Regions from separate parts of the Homo sapiens genome. Here region 1 is linked to region 2. Evidence: chromatin loops called from intact Hi-C (ENCODE). Cell type or tissue: PC-9. All regions are shown on one strand. Each heading gives the region's core, and the rest is flanking DNA. Links, peaks and the distances in the headings are about the cores only. Region 1 overlaps PRKCA (protein kinase C alpha). Region 2 has its middle 27 kb from the start of APOH.

Region 1 (12,137 bases), core at 1,711-9,710, 98 kb after region 2:
ATTCTACTGCCTCAGACTTATGAGTAGCTGGGATTACAGGCACACGCCACCACGCCCGGCTAATTTTTATAGTTTTAGTAGAGATGGGGTTTCACCATGTTTGCCAGGCTGGTCTCCAACTCCTGGCCTCATGTGATCCACCTGCCTTGGCCTCGTAAAGTGCTGTGATTATAGGTGTGAGCCACCATGCCTGGCCCAGAATCAATAATTGTTAATGCTTCATCGAGACTTTCTTAAATGAAACTGGCATAAAAGACAACAAAAAGCCCCTGGGATTTCATGGTGGGAAGAACATAATTCCTGCTAGTACCGCCTGGCACTGTCACCTTGACTCAGGCTAAGGTTCCTGCTGTCACACCACCATTGCTCTTGCACCATCAGTGCAAACGTCAACACAAGGAAAAAGGCAAATAGTGGCTCAGTATTATCATTAAAGTGGTTTGATCATGAGGACCCTTAAGGGTTTGTGGAGCATACTTTGAGGCACACTTTGATTTAAGAGGTTAGAAACATCACATTAAAATTCATACTAATAAAGTGAAATTGTGCCAATTGCCCAAAACAGTGCATCAATCCAAAACTCTTATTTGTCTTGGAGAAATGCATTCAAAACATAGTCAACACCACTATCTCATTTTGTCTCTGTGTTGTGTTAAGATGGGTTTGCATACTTTCAGCCTCTTAGAGCAGGCAGTTGGAACATTATCCAGCAGCAGGTTGAACAGCAGAGGGGGAGGGCAGCTGGAAGTTAGGCTAATCTAACAAATGAGTCATCCACATGTGGATAATGGAGTTGTAAAATTACTCTCAGCTTTAGTCAGCAGCAACCAAACTATACGGTTAAAAATTACAGGTCTCCAAAATAGAGACTTCCTGAGAACTTTTAGTATAGCATTTAACTGAGAATGTATCAAGGGTTTGGTTGAGGATTTTTTCATAAAACCTTTCTGTTCTGGAAGGCAAGTTTGTTATTAAGAGCTTCAGTAATTTCTCTTACGAAGTGTTCAAAATGCACCAGAACCTGAACACAATGTGAGCAGCTGAGTGTTCATCTTAGCTGCGTCCATCAAGTGAACGGTTTGCTCTCTTCCTGTCCATAATTTGAGAGTCAGCCTAATGGTGAGTGGACAGTCATCTAATAAAATATTTCATACCTGTGGCAGCAGGTATAAAGCAAATAGTTTATTTTTGCTTTCCATGTAAAGTTTGGCAGTAAAGTTTTTGTCTTGAGATTTTTGTTTTATAAGAGAAATTAAAATTCCTTCTGGGCTTTTGCTGTTCTCCCCTGAGGATGAATATGCTGCCTGCCTACCCTGCTACCCCCCGCATTTGGCAAGGTTGCACATGTCTTAGGGATGGAAAACCAGTAGCCAACACTAAACCAGGCCTGCTGTGTAGACCTGGCTTGGTGAGTATGGAGCTGTTCCGCAGTAGAGGTTTGCAAAGAAACCATCACACCCTTGTTTCCTCTCTCCTTCTGGCTTTTCATTTTTCTTCTGGCCTTTTGCATGGAAGAAATAAGTCATCCCTTTTGAACAGTTTGGGTATGGAGTGTTTGCCCATGCGGTAGACTCTGGCAGGACAGAGAGGGTTTTCCCGGGCCTTTAGTTGTCCAGGTCCTGTATTCTCACATCTCCTCTGGGCTGCTGACTGCGCACAAACACAAAATTCATTCCTCCAATAGAACAGTGTTTGGCCTGGCTCCCAAAAACTGCTCTCCTCACTTGCACGGCTTTGATTGAGTGTTAGGTGTCTCTTTGGCTGCCTCCAGTGTCTCTTATTTTTAGGGCCTTCGTTAATGTCTTCTGTGTGTGAAACATGAAAATGGAGCCATGGCTGCTGGAATTGGAAACTTAGGGTTTTTAGGCCACCATTCCCTTATCACATGGCGTTATCAGGTTATTTAGTTACAGAGGTTAAAAAAAAAGTCCACCCTAGGAGCCGGCGTGTGTGGGGAAAGGAGAGAGGGGGCAGCTGAGCACCTAATGGGCAGTGAAAAAAGATATTGTAACTAAAGCTCGGGCTAGTGTCCTCAGAGCGATGGCCTTTCAGGTGCTGGCAGGGGTCTGCTTACAGCTCAGCCTGGTTACAAATGAGGGGATAAATTGGTGGTAACAGTGCCTTTTTATTTTTTTCCTTTTTCCTTTGGAAACTGGCTTTTCACATGTTGGAAAACGAGCTTGGATGCTCGGTGTAGGTAACAGGCAATTCTGATCTGAGAGGAAGGGCTCAGGAAAGGTGTGACCAAATGAGCCGTCTGAGTGGTCAGTCCTGCCCGGGGCTCACCCAGGCAGGGAGCTGGGGTCTTTCATGTGGGTGTCCGTGGACCCACAGGAGACAGGGAGGGATTGATTACAGGGGAGACCACTTCTGTTTCCCTTTCCTAAAGGAAACAGAAAATGGAAATAAAAATCTAAAATTATGTTATTTTCCATTTTTGGAATTCTGTTCATTTGTGTTTGGGGCCAGTTTTATTATTTTTTTTAATCTTTTTTGAGACAGGATCTTACTCTCTCACCCAGGCTGCAGTGCAGTGGCACCGTCGTGGCTCACTGCACCCTTGACCTCCCAGGCTTAAGCGATCCTCCCACCTCAGCCTCCCAAGTAGCTGGGACTATAGGTGCACACAACCACACCTGGCTAATTTTTTTTTCCCCTTGGTAGAGATGGGGTTTTGCTGTGTTGCCCAGGCTGGCCTTGAACTCCTGGGCTCAAGCAATCTGCTTGCCTTGGCCTCCCAAACTGCTGGGATTACAGACGTGAGGCACCGTGACTAGCCTGGGACCAGTTTTTGACGGTCCCTAGCCTTCCATGAGCATTCGTGTGCAAATGCACAGTCCAGAGGCATGTTTAGTTGACTCTGGTTTCCTCCCTCCCTTTCAATGTGTGGAACTCGCAGCGTTCTTTCTCTGCATTGCTGCGATCTGCCACACTTCTCGTTTTATCATGGACTGCAGTACAATGTAATTGTCTGTGTGCCAGTTTCCTCTGTCTTACTAAAGTGTGAATGTTTGATGGAAGAAACTCTGAGTGGACAGGGTCTGTCATAATCACCCCAGTATTCCCCATCGTGTGGTGCTGAGCTTGGTATGTAGTGGGGAGTGGGTATGCAGTGAATGTGGAATGGGTGGATGCTTGAATGAGTACAGCCGAATTTCCTGGCCAGGAAAACCATGAAGTGTTAGCACTGTTCTGATTTTACTTCCTCCTTCAGGCTATGGGCGCGTGCCAACTGACAGGGCAGGGACTGCCATGGCTAGTGGCTATTACCTAAACTCCAGCCCAGTTTTGGTGCCCCCGTTTCTGAGTCCTGAGCAAGTGTTCCTGGCATTGTGTTGGTTCCTATGGTATGTGTTTTAGTCTGTGAGACTCTTTCCTCAGTTTGAAGATCTGAAAGTAAAATGTTTCACCCAAGGTTTTTAGATTCGAGAGCTCATCCCGTAGGCCAGGGAGAGTGAGTACTAATACCCTATATGTGGCTGTGTTTAGAAAGGGCTATTGGGAAACATAAAAAATAGATTTTGACATTGGAAACAAATACATTTTAGTATGTGCTGCTAAAGAAATGTGTGCTATAAGCTATTCTCCTGGGGTTATAAATCATTAAATATTAACTTTTTAAACGATTAAACATGTGACTATATCTTATTGGTTACAAATAATAAATGCCTACTCAAACCAGCGTAAACCATAAAAGTAGAATTTGTATAAGGATTCACAGGGTGGTTTATGGGGAGAAGGGCAGGAAATGCTGCCAGGCTACAAGGGAGTCTGGAACCAGGACTAGGGCAATACCAGGAGCCAAGGCACTGCTCTTTCACCCCGAGAACCCTGGGACTCACCCGTGCTTCTCTCCCAGTATCAGATTCGTTCTCTGTGGCAGTGGTTGGGCTTCCTCCACTTCCCTGCTCTTAGGGTCTAAACTGGCAGTGTCACGTCGTGAGCATACCTCTGCCTTCAAGTTCAAATGCAGACAGACACAAGTCTCTGTTTAAATTCCTGAGGAAGAATTTGGTTGGCCCAATGTGGTCAGCTGTCTACCCAAGTCCAATGAACTCTGCTCATGGGAATGGGGCTGGGGAATAAATGTGGCTTAGAGGGCTGACGTGAGATCCCAGAGTCTGGAAGCTATTTCAAGGTTCTGGAAATAGTCTAGTAGGGCTACAAAACTCAGAGCAAGCCATAGGGTCCGGACAGTACCCTATTTCCTTTATTTCTAATTATTTTCTGCTCTGCCTTTTGAGGGAACTCATCAGTGTCTTCCTGAGGCCTGGAGGCTTTTCTGTGATCATGAAATGTACTATCTGAGGCCTGGAGGCTTTTCTGTGACCATGAAATGAACTATCAAGAGCAGGGCATGGGCTCTGCAGACAGCCCAGGAGTTCTCTGCTGCAGGGCTAAGTGATAATTCTGCTGAGGCGGTTGACATTCTTCTGGTTAGCTTTAGGGCAGATGAAAGGGAAAGAATATCAGGAGAAAAAAGAGCATCTTGAATTTGTGGTGTTTTTTGAGGTTTTTTTTTTTTTTTTTTTTTTTTGAGATGGAGTCTCTCTCTGTTGCCAGGCTGGAGTGCAGTGGCGCAATCTCAGCTCACTGCAACCTCCGTCTCCTGGGTTCAAGTGATTCTCCTGCCTCAGCCTCCCGAGTAGCTGGGACTACAGGTGCGTGCCACCACACTCAGCTAATTTTTGTATTTTTGGTAGAGACGGGGTTTCACCATGTTGACCAGGCTGGTCTTGAACTCCTGACCTTGTGATCCGCCCGCCTCTACCTTCCAAAGTGCTGGGATTACAGGAATGAGCCACCGTGCCCGGCCTGAGTTGTATTATTTTAGGGTTTGGGGAGGAGGGAAGTGGCGAAGAATGGTATATGAAGGGTGTTCTTGATTTTTCAGAGATGAAATAATTTTATCCAGCCATTTATATTTCTATGTATTTCTTCGGTATCTGTTTTTAATATCCTGTTAGACGTTTTAGTCTGTCAAGAGTTATTGCTAATTGTCAACCAACTACCTGGTTGCAATGAAGATAGGTTCTTTTTATGCCATGCACTCCAGAGATCTACTACACAGCTGGGTGGCTATGATTTGCATTAAACTAATAAAGTCCCCTGGTTAAAGGGGTATGTCCTAGATTTAACATTTGAAATCCTTTCCATTAAGTGCAGCACAAGCAGATCTTTCTGCACATTTTGGTGAAGCTTAACCATTTTTGATGACTCATTTTGATCCTAATCTTTAATTTTTCTGATTGCTTTTGGTAACCTTCTATTTGGGCTGTGTGCCGAATTTTATGATAGGTATCCTTTAGACGGCAGATATAATCAGGTGATTTGATTCAGAAAAGGAGTTTGCTTTCCCTTCCGACTTCTGTTTTGAAAGCACCAAGGCACTGGGCATGGTGACTCATACCTGTAATCCCAGCACTTTGGGAGGCTGAGGCGGGTGGATCACCTGAGGTGAAGAGTTCAAGACCAGCCTGGCCAACATGGTGAAACCCCGTCTCTACTAAGAATACAAAAATTAGCCGGGTGTGGTGGCCTGCTCCTGTAATCCCAGCTATTCAGGAGGCTGAGGCGGGAGAATTGCTTGAACCCGGGAGGCGGAGGTTGCAGTGAGCCAAGATCGGGCCATTGCACTCCAGCCTGGGCGACAGAGCAAGACTCTTTCTCAAAGAAAGCACCAAAGAATTCCCCCAATAGAAACAGTGTGTAGAAAATAATTTGGAAATGAAGGAATTAAGATGGTCTGAGATTTTTGTGGCTTGCTCTGTGTTTTATAGCCCTGGTGGGCTGCAAACAGGTATCTTGCTTCAGCTCTCAGAGCAGCCTCAGTCACTGGGAACTTTTTTTTTTTCACGGATGCTGCTTTCTCAGCTTCTAGAATTGCCTCCTTAGTCCTGAGTTAGAATGTCAGAGACAGGTTTTATGCTACTTTGCTGGCAAGGATCACCATCGCACACGTCATGTAGTTTATCTTGAAATTTTATGATTTGGGAATCAGATTCCTTCAAATAAGTTTGTGTCATCTGTTTTGTTGAGAGAGCTCGTGGCTAGGATCGCAGACGCGAACATTGTTTCTTCCTGAATTGTGTCCTTGAGTTGGTTGGTGTGTATCTCCAGAGTCCATTGTTTCTTTTGCAGAATGAAGGAATTGGTCTGCAGTGATCTCAAAGATAATTCCAACCCAGCACACCAGGACTCAAACTTAAGAAAGAATTATTTTTGTTATGAGTCATGTACATTTAGGGTTCTTACCAGACAGAATAATTAAATACATGCAGCTCTGCTCCATGCAGGCAGGCTCTGGGTCCTCACCTCTGCATACAGGATGCTGAGCATGGTAGTGGTTTAATCAATACTGTTGGTGGTGTAAATGGATGAATGGTGGCCATTCTGAAACGGCTTTGTAGGATCTAAGCTGTGTTGGGAGCCAATGTAAGTCTGGTCTCTGTCATTTGGAGTATATTTTGAAAATAGAAGATTAAAACCCCTCTTCATTTAAGTTGCCGTCTAAGGTCCTGGACCAGCCTTGGTTCACCCAGGTTTTTTCCTCTGCAGGACATTGGCTCACAGAAAACAGGGCTGCCCCCTTTTCCTGCATATTTGGCCTCGGACTGCCTACTTGACTAATCAGTTTAAGCTCTTCCCTCTTAGGCCATTAATCCTATTTCTCCAGCCGAGAAGCAGCAGGATAATAGTAATGTGTCCTGTAGCTATTAAAAGATGATATTGCCTTGCACATAAATAAAGTACTTTTTTTTCCTCTGCAAAAGGATGATCAAACAAATTTAATTTTCATTTATGCTTTTGCCTTTTTGTGATATTTCTTTGTATCTTCTAGTACAATCAGGGGAGAACATCATTTTTACTGTTATTGATGGTTATTTTCTACTTGTTTTCAGCATCCTAACAAGGTATTTGCTTTCCTATACATCGTTACATTTTGTCATCCTATGATGAACTCTCGTTGCTCGAGGGGGCGAAAACAGAGTGAACGTGGAAATGATCTTTGGCATGTGGTATTTTCTGAAAAACTGAATTTCACAATAAGCACATTTCGTGGCATTTGCTAACAATAATCTCCACATTCCTAGAGGTCAGATTTTCTCATTGAACACATTTTTTTTTCTTTTCAGTTTATATATGCAGAAAGGGCTTCATTAAAACTGAGATCATTCTCATTCAATCTTAAGCTGGCAGCCAACCCAGATCCTTTTAATCCCTGCTGTATGTGCTAATGAAAACTCAGGGAAGTGCTGATGAAAGGGAGGTGGTGAGGCTCCTTCCTCTCCTTGCCTGGAGACTTAACCTGTACATTTCTAGGCTTTTCAGAGTTAAGTTTTGCACCTGCTTGTGCAGTGGTGATGGAGCTCCTGAGGTATTTCTGCATTTGCTTCCTGGGTCTTGAATTTCCACCATTAAATTTCAGTCTAGTGGCGGGTGCATGGGTGTGTGTTACATCATTCTGAGTTTTTTTGTACATCCAAAATAATTTTGTCATCACCATGATCGTGGCTGCCATCATCATTTCGACTTTTGAGAGTCAGTTTATCCTCTCACCCAGCAAATCTGCTTTTGAGAATTGGCCCTAAGCAAGTAATCTTGAATATGGAGGAAGATTTTTGCACAATGAACCTGCCCATTGCTGGTTTATTCATAACAGCAAAAACATTGGAAACATCCTTTTCCAGTTTTGGGGGAAATGATTCAGTGATGATTGGTACTGTATATTCAAGTAATAGAATATTAAGTATCCTTTCAAATCATTGCTTAGGATAAATATGGAAAAATGCTCTTGAAAATATACCTTCCCAATTATAGGAAAGATAGTAAATTATATTCACAGTATGATTAAAGTGATGTTTTTTTTGAGATGGAGTTTTGCTCTTGTCGCCCGGGCTGGAGTGCAATGGCATGATCTCCGCTCACTGCAACCTCCGCCTCCTGGGTTCAAGTGATTCTCCTGCCTCAGCCTCCCGAGTAGCTGGGATTTCAGGCACGTGCCACCAAGTCCAGCTAATTTTTGTATTTTTAGTAGAGGTGGGGTTTTGCCATGTTGGCCAAGCTGGTCTCAAACTCCTGATCTCAGGTGACCCACCCACCTCAGCCTCCCAAAGTGCTGGGATTATAGGCATTAGCCACCACGCCCATCGGTGATTTTTTTTAAATCTAGTTTTTAAAATACCTGAACAGTGATGGTGTAAAGGACAAGATGATAGAAGACTTTTTTCTTTTCATTTTCTTGATTTTCTTTATCATCCACTTTTTTAAAAGACACCAACATTATTTGCATAACAAAACACCATATAGGCCGGCACGGTGGCTCACGCCTGTAATCCCAGCACTTTGGGAGGCCAAGGCAGGCAGATCACAAGGTCAGGAGATCGAGGCCATCCTAGCTAACATGGTGAAACCCCATCTCTACTAAAAATACAAAAAATTAGCCGGGCGTGGTGTCGGGTGCCTGTAGTCCCAGCTACTCGGGAGGCTGACGCTTGAACCCAGGAGGCGGAGGTTGCAGTGAGCTGAGATCGTGCCACTGCACTCCAACCTGGGTGACAGAGTGAGACTCCGTCTCAAAAAAACAAAAACAAAAACAAAACAAACAAAACACCATACAGATGGATATCTAAAAGTGAATGAGACTTGAAAATCAGCCAGAAATGTTTGCTGTGGTGATAAACATAACCCTTAAAATGATTTTTTAAATATTTTTTTAAAAAATAGGGTCTTACTCCAATTTCCCAGCCTGGAGTGCTACTGGAGTGGTGTGATTTCAGCTCACTGCAGCCTCCACCTCTTGGGCTCAGGTGATTCTCCCACCTTAGCCTCCTGAGTCGCTGAGACTACAGCCACACCACCATGCCCTGCTATTTATTGATTTTTTACTTTTGGGAGAGACGGAGTTTTGCCATGTTGCCCATGCTGGTCTTGAACTCCTGGGCTCAAGTGATCCACTTGCCTCAGCCTCCCAAAGTGCTGGGGATTATAGGCGTGAGCCACCACGCCCAGCCAAAATGAATTCTTTGGGGTCCAGAAATCTTGTCTTTTGCAAAGATAGTTTGATGGGGCAGGGTTGCTGGGAAATGAGGGTCCCAGGCTAACAGTTCTCTCAAATGTGCTTCATGGCTCCTGAGTGCCAGCTCTGAGTCATGGGTATAGGAACTGGTGGAAGGAGACAGAGAGAGAGGGTGCTGAAGCTGGGTGGTGGGGGAGGGCACTAGAGGCAGCTGTGGTCTAAGTCACACTTGGGTCTTGCATCTGGCTTTCTGCTTTTATTACTATTATACTTTTTAATGGCAATGAGCTGTAGATACAAAGCCAGCTTTGAGTTGTTAAGAATAATGAGGTCTGTCCTGACAGTACAGGCAGCAGAGGCATAAGCAAATAAATCCCAATGTATTATAATATGCAATTTTATATTTAGACTTCGAATGCATTATGATCATTATAAAAAATGTCTATTTCTAATTCTGTTAAGGAAGATGGTATAGCAGTAGGGGCTTTGGAATTACAACAGGGTTGAATACTGGCGCTACTTGTTAGCTGTGGTTTTTGGATAAGTAATTTAACTTTTCCTGGCAGAGTTTTCTCGTTTATAAAATAGAAATAATACTACCTTTCTCATAGGAGTTTGTGCTTATTAAATGAGAGGTAATGTATGTGTGATTCATGGTGTATGTTTGGTAGATGATGATTATCATGAATAACTAGTAAAGTAAGTAATGTGATTTAAGTTATGTTATTAGAAGTCCCACTGAATGCCGTGTCAATAGGAACACAGACTCATACTAGTTTGGAAGGGAAATCTGGCTCGGATTCTAAACGGTACCTTGGAAGTGCAGATGGACAACAGAATGATTGGAGATGAGTGCCTTGGTAAGCCAGTTCTTTCTGGTGAACTTGGAAGCAGAGAAAAGAGTAACAAAAATTATGGAATTTAATTATATTAATTAGAATTATATGATGATTATAATAGAATTGCCTTTTGTTCTGGAGTTAACATTTTATAACTTTATAATTAGATCTCTTGAACATTTGAAAAGTTCAATAAGTACTTGTTTGTGTCATATTAGTCTATTCTAATTGATACACATGCACATAGAGCACAATTTTTTTTTTTTAAGCCCAAAAAGTTTATTAGCGTTGGGATGGGATTTGACGCACTGAGGTTTTCCCTGGACAAGATTCTTACCTTCTTTGAGGGCTGAGTTTAAATAGTTATTCCCAGGAGGGCAGAGGAACTCTTCCGTTGTAATTGAATAATAAGTGTCATTCTTGGGTACCAGATAAACTTAACTGATCACTTAATTGATGCTTTGAATGGCTGCATAATGTGTAAGTCCTTAGAAGCCAGAGATGAGATTTGTTCATATTTTGCCCTTCTAGTACCTAGAAGGTACTTTGCACATGGTAATGAATACATGTGTGAATTAATAGATGGTAATCTATTACACTCTACCCATTTCCTTTCTCAAAGATTCAAGCCTAAGGCTAACATGATATTGAGAAGAAGAAACGTAACTACCTTGCTGTTGACAGTGTAGCAGCAAATGTAATAATGTGTGGAACTTCAGGGTTTCTTGTTCATTCGGTGGTCAGCATACAAAACATGCGTCAGTACCTTTTTTCTTGTCCTCTTAAAATTTTATTTCTTTACCCCCAGAGTGATGTTGGCACATTTGCTCTGCTGAAATGATTTCAAGAGCTCTTCATTGCTGATTCATTTAATGATTACTGTCCAAATGGCCCCACTCCCACAAGGAAAAGTGTCTCCACATTAACAAGCACTTTCTTCTGCTTGATTTCTATGGTTACATACGTTGTGTCACTTTGAGGAGTTGGAAATAAATTTAACAGGATATTAGGATGAGAGTACCTTTAAAAAAAAGTTCTGCTAAGGAAGTGTTTCATCCTGGTGAATAATGAAATCAGGTTAAAATTTGTCTTAAATTAATAATGACTTTCGACGTAGTCCTTGTTCTCACATTTCATGGGCTGATTGCTTTTTTATTTTAGCTGAGGTCATGTTAAAACCAAAATAAAGTTATTTGAAAATCTAGTGCAAAATTTTATTTTTCTATCAATTTGTGATTCCCAGAGCAAATTTGGGGAGAGCCAAGTAAATTAAAAAGTGAATTTAGGTGATGTTAAGTCTAAGATAGCCCTCAATAAAGATCTTCTCAGAAAATTCTTGAGTGGCACCAACTTTTGTCACTAATAGCCCACAGACACGCGTCACTTTAATTCTTTGAAAACCTACACTCAACAGAAATGATAAACTTATAAATGATTTTGCAATCTGCTGCCGGTTTCTTAAAAAAAATTATCAGTTTCTTAGTTTATTCTGAACTGGATTTGATACACAGAAAACTGGTTTTCCTGCCTGCTTAGGAATATATCACATCATGTAATAAGCCTCTCAGAGATGTAGCATTGAGCAGATTAAGGCCTCATTTATAGAAGAATTCCACCCTGGCCATGTGGGCCTGAAACTCTGGAGGGCTTTAACAATGTCTTGAGGTCATTGTCATTTAAAGAGATGACTCAGTGGTTTTATTTAGTAGAAATAAATACTAAATAAATAATCTCCACAGATTATCCAGAGGGGTAAGTTGAAGGATGTTGACAGATAACTCAGTAAATTGCGTCTCAAATATTAATAAGTTTATTCTATGCCAGCACCAAAAATATTTCAGAGATGCTTTTAGGCTTCTCTCAAGTATGTCGGGAACAGAAAAGGATTATAGAAATATTTATAGTAGGCATAAACTTGCACAAAAGCTCAAAGTACCTTAAGCAAGCTTGTTGCAATTATTCTTTTGGAGAACTGGATTAAGTAATTATTTCTTGTTGCCTCTGACTATTTAACCTCCTACTAAACTGCCCATTGTTTAAATGTCTCTTATTTAGCTCTGTTTTTATCACTCCTTAAATTTAATATTCTCAAGGCCAAAATTATAGCAGTGATGGTCAGGACATCTTTGAAGACAATTAGATTCTGAGAGGATAATTTATATGTAGAATTAGGAATATTCATATCACTCAGAAGTATCATAAAAACCATTCTTTCACAATAACTTTTCCACTCAAACATCGCCGAACTTGATTACCAAGACCCTAACTGTATTTCACTT
Region 2 (12,137 bases), core at 1,870-9,869:
TGAAGCTGGAACAAAAGAGTCAAAGTATGGAAGGAGAGCCAGTGTGGTGGCCCAAAGAGAGAGAGGGCAGAACTGGAAAAGATTTAGAAAAGGTGACTGATAGGTCTCAGGACACACCACCCCCAAATATGACTGCAGGAGACCAGAATATGCTACCCCAAAATATGTCTCTTTTATGTATGGGTTATTTCGAGCTGGTTATTTTGAGAAACTGCAGACACAGGAGTATTTCAGAAAAGTCGCCCTTTTGTAAGGAAATTTACATCTATAAAGAAAATCACTAGAAACTCCTAAAGGATGGAGAAGGCCTGGACTTAACTCTGCATAACAAACCTGACCCTTGGCCAGGAGCAGTGGTGGCTCACGCCTGTACTCCCAGCACTTTGGGAGGCCAAGGCGGGTGGATCACCTGAGGTCAGGGGTTCAGGACCAGCCTGGCCAACATGGTGAAACCCTGTCTCTACTAAGAATACAAAAATTAGCCTGGTGCTGTGGCGCATCCTTGTAATCCCAGCTACTCGGAAAGCTGAGGCAAGAGAATCCCTTGAACCCAGGAGGCGGAGCTTGCAGTGAGCCAAGATCCCGCCATTGCACTCCAGCCTGGGCGACAGAGTGAGACTCCATCTCAAAAAAACAAAACAAAACAACAAAACTGACCCTTGCTTTTCAGTGCTTTTTCTGGCCATCTTGAAAGACTGTGGGGTCTTTCCCCACACCTTTCTTTCTTTGTTTAATAAAAAGGGCAGCATTTAAACCTGAAGATTAAACTTTTCCTTGGAGATCTACTCTGGAGGTTTATGCATTTCTCCACGGTTTTCTTCCATGCGTACATGAGGTATACACGCTAATAAACTTTTGTTTGTTTTTCTCTTGTTAATCTGCTCAGGGAGTCCCAGTTAAGAACTATGGAGGGTAGAAAGAAAATTATTTTTCTTCCCCTACATAACCAAAGTTAATCTTGTCATCTTATCACATCTCTTGAGGCCCCAGCAGCAGCTGCTTGCAAAGCCTCAGTTAAAAGATAAGATTGCCACTGAATAGTGTTTCTTAACCTTTCTCAAAGTCATTTTTCAAAATAAGCCAATGCAGTTTATTATTTACTGCTTGTCTTCAGCTAGTAGCAAGATAGAGCTTCATGTGGCTGTAAATGGGGGAAGAAATTACTATAACTCCTGACCCTCCTTTTCTTCCACACGTAGATGTTAGTCCCTGAGATGTATTTATCAAAATCAGCATGATAAATATAAAAATCTCAGCTAGGCATGGTGGCTCACGCCTGTAATCCTAGCACTTTGGGAGGCCGAGGCAGGTGGCTCACTTGAGGCCAGGAGTTCGAGACCAGCCTGGCCAACATGACAAAACCCAGTCTCTACTAAAAAGTACAAAAAATTACCCAGGCATGGTGGCACATGCCTGTAATCCCAGCTACTTAGGAGGCTGAGGCATGAGAATCACTTGAACCCAGGAGGTGGAGGTGGTAGTGAGCTGAGATTGTGCCACTGCACTCCGGCCTGGGCGACAGAGTGAGATTGTCTCAAAAAAAAAAAAAAATCTTATGCCCTCATTTCATGTTATTTGAACAAAAGACCATGGCTAACACTAGATCACAGCAATGGACATAAGAGAAAAATTTTTTGTCTTGAATTTTACGTATTTAACATTTGGGCCATATAGTAGTGTGAATTGTCTATTTCTATTTACATGACCTAAATCAGTCAATAGACTGTGATCTGCATCAGCCAACTGGAACTCAGCAAGTGTTGACCAATCAGAACTACATAAATTTGCATCCTTCATTTGCATAAGCAGACCAGAGTGGGAACCTGGGAGGGAACTTTCTCTATAAAAGATAACTTCTCTCTTTATTCTCTCAGAATGCACCTTTGTTTTGTACCAAAGACTGCATCTCCCTGGTTTACAAACTGTTTACTGGGATGAATTCTCTTTTTTTTCTTTAAAAAATATATTTTTCAGTGAATTTGTTGGTAATAGTCATGACAATCTAGAACTACAGCAGGACACTAGTTTTTAAAAGTTATTTGAACTTTTTAACATGTGTTAGGCAATACTGATGAAACATCTCTATCTATAGAGATGTATTAAAGTTCTGGCCGGGTGTTGTGGCTCATACCTGTAATCTCAGCACTTTGGGAGTCTGAGTCAGGTGGATCACCTGAGGTCAGGAGTTCGAGACCAGTCTGGCCAACATGGTGAAACCCCACCTTTACTAAACCTACAAAAATTAGCTGGGCATGGTGGCAGGCACCTGTAACCTCAGATATGTGGGACGCTGAGGCAGGAGAATCGCTTGAACCCGGGAGGCGGAGGTTGCAATGAGCTGAGATCATGCCATTGCACTCCAGCCTGGACAACAAGAGTGAAACTCTGTAAAAGACAAACACACACACACACACAATGTTGTACAATTTATTTAGTCTATAAAACCAAAATGAGGCTTCAAGTCAGCTTAGTTCATTGTCATCCAAGCATACATATTAGGGTTTGGTAATACAAGCACATGTTAAAAAGTATTTCTAGGCTGGGTGCGATGGCTCATGCCTGTAATCCCAGCACTTTGGGAGGCTGAGGCAGGTGGATCACCTGAAGTCACAGGTTTGAGACCAGCCTGGCCAACACGATGAAACCCCATCTCTACTAAGAATACAAAAAAATTAGCCGGGTGTGGTGGCAGGAGCCTGTAATCCCAGCTACTTGGGAGGCTGATGCAGAAGAATCACTTGAACCCAAGAGACGGAGATTGCAGTGAGTAGAGGTCATGCCACTGCACTCCAGACTGGGAAACAAGAGTGAGACTCTGTCTCAAAAAAGAAAAAAAGAAAAAAGAAAAGTATTTCTACAGTACAATATGTAAATAGTGAGAGAGAAGTTACCTTCTCACTGGTGATCACCTTGGTTCTTGCCCTCAAAGTCAATCACGGTTGCCACTCTTTTTTTTTTTTTTTTGAGACGGAGTCTCGCTCTGTCACCCAGGCTGGAGTGCAGTGGCACAATCTCGGCTCACTGCAAGCTCCGCCTCCTGGGTTCACGCCATTCTCCGGCCTCAGCCTCCCGAGTAGCTGGGACTACAGGCACCCGCCACCACGCCTGGCTAATTTTTTTGTATTTTTAGTAGAGAGGGGTTTCACCTTGTTAGCCAGGATGGTCTCGATCTCCTGACCTCATGATCCGCCCACCTCAGCCTCCCAAAGTGCTGGGATGACAGGTGTGAGCCACCACACCCGGCCAACCACTTTCTTGAGTATCCTTGGTAAACCAAAAAGTATCTGAGTCAAATCTCAACAAATTTAGAAAGTTTATTTTTGCCAAGGTTAAGGATGCAACTGACACAGCCTCAGAGGTCCTGATGACATGTGCCCAAGGTGGTCAGCAGGGGATGGGGTTGGGGGTGCAGCTTGCTTTTATACATTTTAGGGAGACACAATACATCAATCAATACATGTAAGATTAACATTGGTTTGATCTGGAAGGGTGGGACAAGTTGAAGCAGTGGCAGATTAGGGGGTGCTTCCAGGTCATAGGTAGATTTAATTATACTGTGATTAAGATAAGGGATTGTGAAGCCGGGCATGATGGCTCGTGCCTGTAATCCCAACACCTTGGGAGGCCGAGGCAGGTGGATCACCTGAGATCAGGAGTTCAAGACCAACATGGCCAACATGGCAAAACCCTGTCTCTACTAAAAGATACAAAAATTAGCCAGGCATGGTGATGGGCGCCTGTAATCCCAGCTACTTCAGAGGCTGAGGCAGCAGAATCGCTTGAACCCAGGAGGCGGAGGTTGCAGTAAGCCGAGATTGCGCCACTACACTCCAGCCTGGGTGACAGAGCAAGATTACGTCTCAAAAAGAAAAAAAAGATAAAGGGTTGTGGAGACCAAAGTTTTATCCTGCAGATGAAGCCTCCAAGTAGCAGTAACAGGCTTCAGTGAGACTAGATTGTAAATGTTTCATATCAGACTTAAAAGTCTGCATTGATGTTAATGCTGGAGGGGTATAATGAGGCATATCTGACCCCCACTTCCCCATCATGGCCTGAACAAGTCTTTCAGGCTAAATTTTAGGTGTCCTGGCCAAGGAGGAAGTCCATTCCTATGGTTGTGGGGAGGCCTTCAAAATTTTATTTTTGATTAAACCTTCTAGAAATATCCTATGCATTATGAACATTTTTATACAAATTTCAGCATATTACACATGTTGTTACTTTTTTTCTCTCTCTCTCTTTGAGATAGTCTTGCTCTGTTGCCGAGGCTGGAGTGCAGTGGCATGATCTTGACTCACTGAAACCTCTGCCTCCTGGGTTCAAGTGATTCTCCTGCATCAACCTCCAGGGTAGTTGAGACTACAGGCGCATGCACCATGACTGGCTAATTTTTGTATTTCTGGTGGAGACGGGGTTTTGCCATGTTGGTGCCAAGCCGGTCTCGAACTCCTGACCTCAGATTATTCGCCCCCCTTGGCCTCCCAAAGTGCTGGAACTACAGGTGTGAGCCACCACACCCTACCGATACACATTGTTCTTGATCATGTTTATTTCACTTAACAATGTTTTGGTGCCAGGTGTGGTGGCTCATGCCTGTAATCCCAGCACTTTGGGAGGCTGAGGCGGGCAGATCACCTGAAGTCAGGAGTTCGAGACCAGCCTAGCCAACATGGCGAAACTCTGTCTCTACCAAAAATACAAAAATTACCCGGGTGTGGTGGCATGCATCTGTAGTCCCAGCTACTTGGGAGGCTGAGCCAGGAGAATCACTTGAACCAGGGTGGCGGAGGATGCAGTGAGCCAAGATCACACCAGTGCACTCCAGCCTGGGTGACAGAGTGAGACTCTATCTAAAACAAAACAAAACAAAACAAAACAAAATATATATATATACACATATATATGTGTGTGTGTGTGTGTGTGTGTGTGTGTGTGTGTGTGTCTTGGTGATCATTTCATATCTGTAAATATAGATTTGACTTTTTTTTCAAACAACAACATGCTATACTATATCCATTGTAGGAATATGTCACAATTTATTTAACTGGTACCCTACTCATGGATGTTTAGCTTGTTTCCAATCTTCTGCTATTACCAACAGTACTGCTAGGAATATTTTTATATACATTTCTTTGTGCACATGTATAAATATATCCAAAAGATGAATTCATAAAAGTGAAATTGGTACTCCAAGGGTATGTATATTTTTCTTCTTAATATATATTCTCAAATTATCTCCTATTGGAATTTGGCAGAGATTCTGGAATTGCTTTTCATCGAGGTTGTAACACCCACCACCAACATAGGCAACACTGGCTATTTATCTCATAATGCCTCTGTGGATGTTTCCTTCAAAGAACACCAGATGGCAGAACAGACCCTAATACGTTTGCCTTGGGTAACAGGGAACTTCCGGACTTGAAGCCTCATTTTGGTTATGTAGACTGAACAAATAAAGTTGTAGAACCAGTTGTACATTAATAAATCTCTATAGATAGAAATGTATCAATTCCTCAGTAATATCATCAGTAATAGCAGATGGTAGCCTTTGCCTTTTTTCCTGTCTACCTGAAAAAAACACTAAAAAGATCCTCATCTTTCGCTCTGTAATTCTTCCCCATTACACAAACATTACTTTTTCTCCAGCTGAATAATATAGAGAACGTGCGTTAGCAATAATAATTCATGGAGTTTCATTTATGTGTGAAAGTGACTTATTTAGTTCATGTTGTTACAACAAGGAAATGTATGAGCATATGTATGTCACATAAGAATATGTCTTTAAGCAAATAGAAATGAATAATTAAAGTTGATGCCTTTACTATAAGGCTTTCATTTGTCAGAACACCAGCAAACCAATTTCACAGCAGGAAAACATTTTTTTTTTCTTTCCTGGAGAGTATGTCATCTGAGCAGAACAAATTCAATTAGCGTTGTACCTGCTTTGCAACTTATGAGAATGCTTTTATGCCTCTGGGTAGCTGCTCTCAACCCACAGCCCACAGCCCACATATACCCAATAGAGAAGGTACTCATGAACTTGTATATGCTCTTCCGTAAAACTCTTTTCAGTCTTCAGGATGTAGTACTTTTTAAATTAATCCTTCATTGCCCCAGAAGATAAACCGGTGGGAAGTTAATGAAATTGGCGTCCTAAGCTACCTGCTCAGGATCAAAATTTGCTACCTACTACAGATCTTATTATTGTCCTTCTTGAGAAATGACAGATGTCTTATTTTAAAGGTTCTAAGATAAGATGTACATAATTTTAGGGGCAGTATCATCTAGTCGCTGTAGTTCCTTGGAACACTACAAGTCCTTAAGCTAAACAGGAAGAGACTCTGCCACAAAGAAGGCAACATTGAGATTAATGAAGATTTATTGGCTAGGCGCGGTGGCTCACGCCTGTAATCCCAGCATTTTTGGAGGCCAAGGTGTGTGGATCACTTGAGACCAGGAGTTTGAGACCAGCCTGGCCAACGTGACTTAATCCCGTCTCTACTAAAAACACACACAAAATTAGCCGGGCATGGTGGCAGGCACCTGTAATCCCAGCTACTCCGGAGGCTGAGGCAGGAGGATTGCTTGAACCTGGGAGGCAGTGGTTGCAGTGAACCAAGATCATGCCACTTCACTCCAGCCTGAGTGACAAAGCGAGACTCCATCTAAAAAAAAAAAGAAAAAGAAAAAAAAAAGATTTATTAAGTACTAGATCTTTCCCAACTGCCATATCACGTTACAACATTTTATCAGGCAAAAGTTATCGTGCCCCTGTTTCAGATTAGGAAACTGTGGCTCAGAAAAGTTAAATAACTTGCCCAAATTAACACAACTGCCAAGGGGCCAAGCAGGAATTTGGATGCAAGTATATCTACCTCCTAGACTGATGGTTCTCGATGTATGGCCCCCAGACCAGCAGCATCACCATCACTAGTATAACCTGGAAATTTTTTATGAAACATTTTTCAGGACCCAACCTGCTCCTCCTAAAGTAGACATTCTGGGGTTGTGGCCCAGCAATCTATATCTATCTATCTATCTATCTATCTATCTATCTATCTATCTATCTATATCTATATATAGATATAGATATAGATATATTTTTTGAGATGGAGTCTTGCTCTGTCACCAGGCTGGAGTGCAGTGACTCGATCTCGGCTCACTGCAACCTCTGCCTGCTGGGTTCAAGAGATTCTCCTGCCTCAGCCTCCCAAGTAGCTGGGACTACAGGCATGCGCCACCATGCCCAGCTAATTTTTGTATTTTTAGTAGCGACGGGGTTTCACCATGTTGGCCAGGATGGTCTCGATCTCTTGAGCTCGTGATCCGCCAGCCTCGGCCTCCCAAAGTGCTGGGATTACAGGCATGAGCCACCACACCCAGCTCAGCAATCTATATTTTAACAAGTCCTCTAGGAGATTCTGATGCAAGTTCAAGTTTGAGAACTATTGTCCTAGACACATTCTGCCACAATATCCTGATACATGGGAGGGATGCATGAGAGAGGAAACTAGTGTTCCTCGAGTCACCATCACGAGCCAAACACTGTCATGAGTGTTTTACATCCTATTCCCTTTAATCCTCACAATAGCCATGCAAGTTAGGTGTTCTGTTTTGTTTTGTTTATTATTTATTTATTTATTTATCTAGAGACAGAGTCTCACTCTGTCACCCAGGCTGGAGTATAGTGGTGTGATCTTGGCTCACCACAACTTCTGCCTCCCGGGTTTAAGCGATTGTTGTGTCTCAGCCTCCCCAGTAGCTGGGATTACAGATGTGCACCACCACGTCTGTCATGTTTGTATTTTTAGTAGAGATGGGGGTTTCGCCTAGTTGGCCAGGCTGGTCTCGAACTCCTGGCCTCAGGTGATCCACCTGCCTCGGCCAAAAGATGCTAGGATTATAGGCATGACCTACTGTGCCCAGCCTTGTTTTTTAAATTTTACATTAAGGAAACTGAAGGTACACCGAGGAAACTGAGGATGATAAGGTCATTTGTTGAAGCTCCCAATACCAATAAGAGGCACTTTACACTTGGGCCTATCTGATTCCACAGTGTAAACTTCATGCCAAATCCACTGGTAAGTTCTATCCTTCTATCCTAACAGTCATATTGGTTGGCTAAGCGTTTGTCTTAAGGGTATTCTTCACACACAATTGTAATTAGCCTGATTGTGCAGTTTTCCAGCCAAAATCTAGATGAATGATTATAAATGAGAGGGATGCTGCTAGAAATACATTAAAGAGAGACAAAAGTGACAACATGCCAGGCGAATAGTCTAGAAGGAGATAGTAAAAACTACACAAAAAAATGCATAACTTAAAAAAAACTTAAGACCGTATCACTTTGTAATTAAAAAAGCAATAAAGATTAGTTATAAAAGTTGAGGGTCTGAGGCTGTTTTGTGTATGGGTCTACACTTCAACAATTCCTGAGCTTGTAACTAGAATAAAGAATATCGTAATGATGATTACAAAATCCATGGAAAATAGATTGAATTTTCCATATTAAAGTGTGTGAAGTGCATTTCAAAAAGATCTGCATGAGAAATGGTTAAAATGAGAAATGTGTTGACTCAAGACACAAGCTATAGGTTACCTGTGCAACTGATCCATCTGGAATATTACATTCATCAGGGCTGCTATTGCCTGAAACCAATTTGGACTCGGACTGCTGAACCTTCCTGATATGGCTGAATGTTTGTGTGCCTCCAAAATGCATGTCAAGGCCCGGTGAGGTGGCTCATGCTTGTAATCCCAGCACTTTGGGAGGCTGAGGCGGGCGGATCACCTGAGGTCAGGTGTCTGAGACCAGACTGGCCAACATGGTGAAACCCCGTCTCTACTAAAAATACAAAAATTAGTCGGTCATGGTGGCGGGTACCAATAATCCCAGCTGCTCAGGAGGCTGAGGCAGGAGAAGTACTTGAACCCCGGAGGTGGAGGTTGCAGTGAGCCAAGACTGCGCCACTGCGTTCCAGCCTGGGTGACAGACCAAGGCTCTGTCTCAAAAAAAAAAAAAAAAAGGCATAGGTCAGGCGCAGTTGTTCACGCCTGTAATCCCAGCACTTTAGGAGGCTGAGGCAGGTGGATCACCTGAGGTCAGGAGTTCTAGACCAGCCTGGCCAACATGGTGAAACCCCATCTCTACTAAAAATACAAAAAAATTAGCTGGCAGTTGCCTGTAATCCCAGCTACTCGGGTGGCTGAAGCAGGAGAATCACTTGAACCTGGGAGGTAGAAGTTGCAGAGAGCAGAGATCGCGCCTCTGCACTCAAGCCTGGGTGACAGAGTGAGGATCTGTCTCAAAAAAAAAAAAAAAAAAGGCATGTCAAAACTTAATCCCCAATTCAACAGTATTAAGAGGCAGGACCTTTATGAAGTGATGAATGCCCTTATAAAAGGGTTTGAGGAAGAAAGTTCAGCCAGTATTAGCCTTTCTGCCATGAAAGGATGTAGTAAGAATTCATGCCTTCTGCCACGTGAGGATTCAGTGACAAGACTCCATGTTGGAATCAGAGACCAGCCGTCACCAGACACTGAATCTGCAGGTGCCTTGATCTTGAACTTCCCAGCCTCCAGAACTGTGAAAAATGAATTCCTGCTGTTTATAAATGAACCTATTCAAGGTATTTGTGTTATAGCAGCAGGAACAGACCAAGACACTTCTTTTTGTCCCATCTTTATTGTGTGTGTGTGTTTTTTGTTTTGTTTTGTGATGGAGTTTTGCTGTGTCGCCCAGGCTGGAGTGCAGTGGCAGTGATCTCGGCTCACTGCAACCTCCACCTCCCAGGTTCAAGAGATTCTCCTGCCTCAGCCTCCTGAGTAGCTAGATCTACAGGCGTGTGCCACCACACCTAGCCACTTTTTGTATTTTTAGTAGAGATGGGATTTTTGCCATGCTGGCCGGGCTGGTCTCGAACTCCTGACCTCAGGTGGTCTGCCCTCCTCAGCTTCCCAAAGTGCTGGGATTACAGGCATGAGCCACTGCACCTGGCCTCTCTTTTTTATTGGTAAAAGGACCTCTTGTTTCATGCAGCCCTAGAGCTTGCTCTCCTAAACTCAAAGGTGGGAAACAGAGACTGAGGTCCTGACTTGGATCCAATTACATGGAAAAGGTCTGAAGCTCAGGTTTAACTGAAGACTCCTGAAATAAAAGATAAGAATCCTGGAGGAGCTGACCCATCTTTCATCCTTCTGATACAATAAAAAAGGCCCCATGAGACTGCTGTAGAAGAGACTTCAAATGCCTTCTAAGCCATTGTGGCTACTGTGGGATTGGTCACATATTAGAGAAGATTTTTTTTGTTTGTTTGCAACATTTCTAACCAGGATTTTTTTTTTCTCACTGAGTTATACCAGGCTTTGATAGTTAGTTACAAATAAAAAATGAGTTAGCCTACTATTAGAGTCTTGAATGTCCAGGAGAAATAAGACTAAGACTAAGAGTTGTACAGACAATTCTCTTGAATTGGCAAAAAAAAAAAAAAAAAAAAAAAAAAAAAATCAGGCCAGTAGACTTTCATGAGTGTTCTGCCCTACCAGCATCCTTCAGCACAAGATGTACCTGCTCCACCAATGGCAAGCCATAGCTGCTAACAAGATCACGGTAATTCAGAGCTCCTGCTGCTTCTTGCCTGGGTAGTCAATGAAGTCTCACCAGGGGAAGAAAAGAATGTTCCTCCCTGAATTGTTCATCAGGATGGACTCATTACTCGCTTCTTTCTGCTTGGACTGAAGCGACAGGATAGCAATTTAGGGATGGCTGATCTAAAGCACATCAAGGCACGGTCGCTGAGCAGGTGCGGTGGCACCAAATTCAAGGAAACCCCATAGGTAGTTCCCACCAGCAATGTGGGTTTCAGCCTTTATACCAGCACCATCTGAACAAGCCCCATAAAAAGTGCAGATTACAAAGCAGAAGCATTTTCCATGTGGGCTAACACATGAGGTGGTTGAACAAAAAAGCAGTAGAAGAGACAGCCATGCCCAGAGGCCAGCTCAGTTCTTGATCTGGAAGTTACTTTCTGCCTTTTTTCCTGTCTCTGTTTCTACTAGAAGCCCGCTTTCTTCAATCTGCTTTATTTTTTATTTTAGAGAGAATGTCTCACTGTGTCACCCAGGCTGGAGTATAATGGCACAGCCATAGCTCACTGCAACCTTAAACTCCTGGGCTCATGCCAATCCTCCCATCTCAACCTCTGGAGTGGCTGGGACTACAGGTATGCACCATCACACCTGGCTAAATTTGTTTTTTTTTAAGAGATGGGGTGTTCCTATATTACCCAGGCTGGACTTGAATTCTTGGCCTCGAGTGATCCTGCCTCCTTGGCTTCCCAAAGTGCTGAGATTACAGGTGTGAGCCACTTCACCAGGCCCAATCTGCTCTTTTTTTTTTTTTTTTTTTGAGATGGAGTCTCACTCTGTCTCCCAGGCTGGAGTGCAGTGGCACAATCTTGGCTCACTGCAACCTCCACCTCCCAAGCTCAAGCGATTATCTTGCCTCAGCCTCCAGAGTAGCTGTGATTACAGGCAACCACTACCACACCTGGCAAATTTTTGTACTTTTAGTAGAGATGGGGTTTCACCATGTTGGCCAGGCTGGTCTCAAACTCCTGACCTCAGGTGATCCACCCACCTTGGCCTCCCATAGTGCTGGGATTACAGCCATGAGCCACCGCACGAGGCCCAATCTGCTTATTAATCTTAGTGTACAGTTCCTACTATGTGCCAGGCATCGTGCTAAGTGCTTTCTATACCTTATCTTATGTGATTCTCACAATTCGCTAAGTCCTATTATTTCCCCCTTTCTCAGATTCAGAAACTGAGGCTCTCAGAGGTTAAGTATTTTGCCCAGGGTCATGCAGTTGTTATGGGGTAGAGCTAGGATTTAGACTCAGGTATTCGGATTCCAGAATCCCCTCACCCTTGCCATTAAAGGTGTGGTCTCTGGAACAGGGACATCAGCAGCAGAAGCAAGTATCATCCATCACCTCAGAGCTGGTAAGAAATGCAGTCTCCAGGCTCGGCGCAGTGACTCACGCCTGTAATCTCAGCACTTTGGGAAGCCGAAGCAGGTGGATCACGAGGTCAGGAGATCGAGACCATCCTGGCTAACACGGTGAAACCCCATCTCT

The links. A loop is a pair of places that touch in the nucleus more often than their neighbours do. Peaks named below come from ENCODE experiments on the same cell type or tissue, not always from the same donor. Only the 100,000 strongest peaks of a DNase experiment are listed, where the experiment ranks them.
Region 1: it touches region 2 in a loop (9-fold over the local background); 2 of 110 quality-filtered maps call a loop at or near these places.

Annotation. Positions count from the first base shown.
Region 1 is chr17:66,348,046-66,360,182 of GRCh38, forward strand. All of the region lies in intron 2 of PRKCA (protein kinase C alpha), which reads left to right. Among named protein-coding and RNA genes, the nearest start is that of PRKCA, 52 kb to the left of the region's middle. RefSeq lists an enhancer at 546-840. In PC-9, for the core only: no CTCF peak of the experiment used is centred there; a DNase peak (open chromatin) is centred at 5,326.
Region 2 is chr17:66,249,863-66,261,999 of GRCh38, forward strand. No RefSeq gene overlaps it. Among named protein-coding and RNA genes, the nearest start is that of APOH, 27 kb to the left of the region's middle. In PC-9, for the core only: a CTCF peak has its summit at 5,371 (motif pointing right); a DNase peak (open chromatin) is centred at 5,389.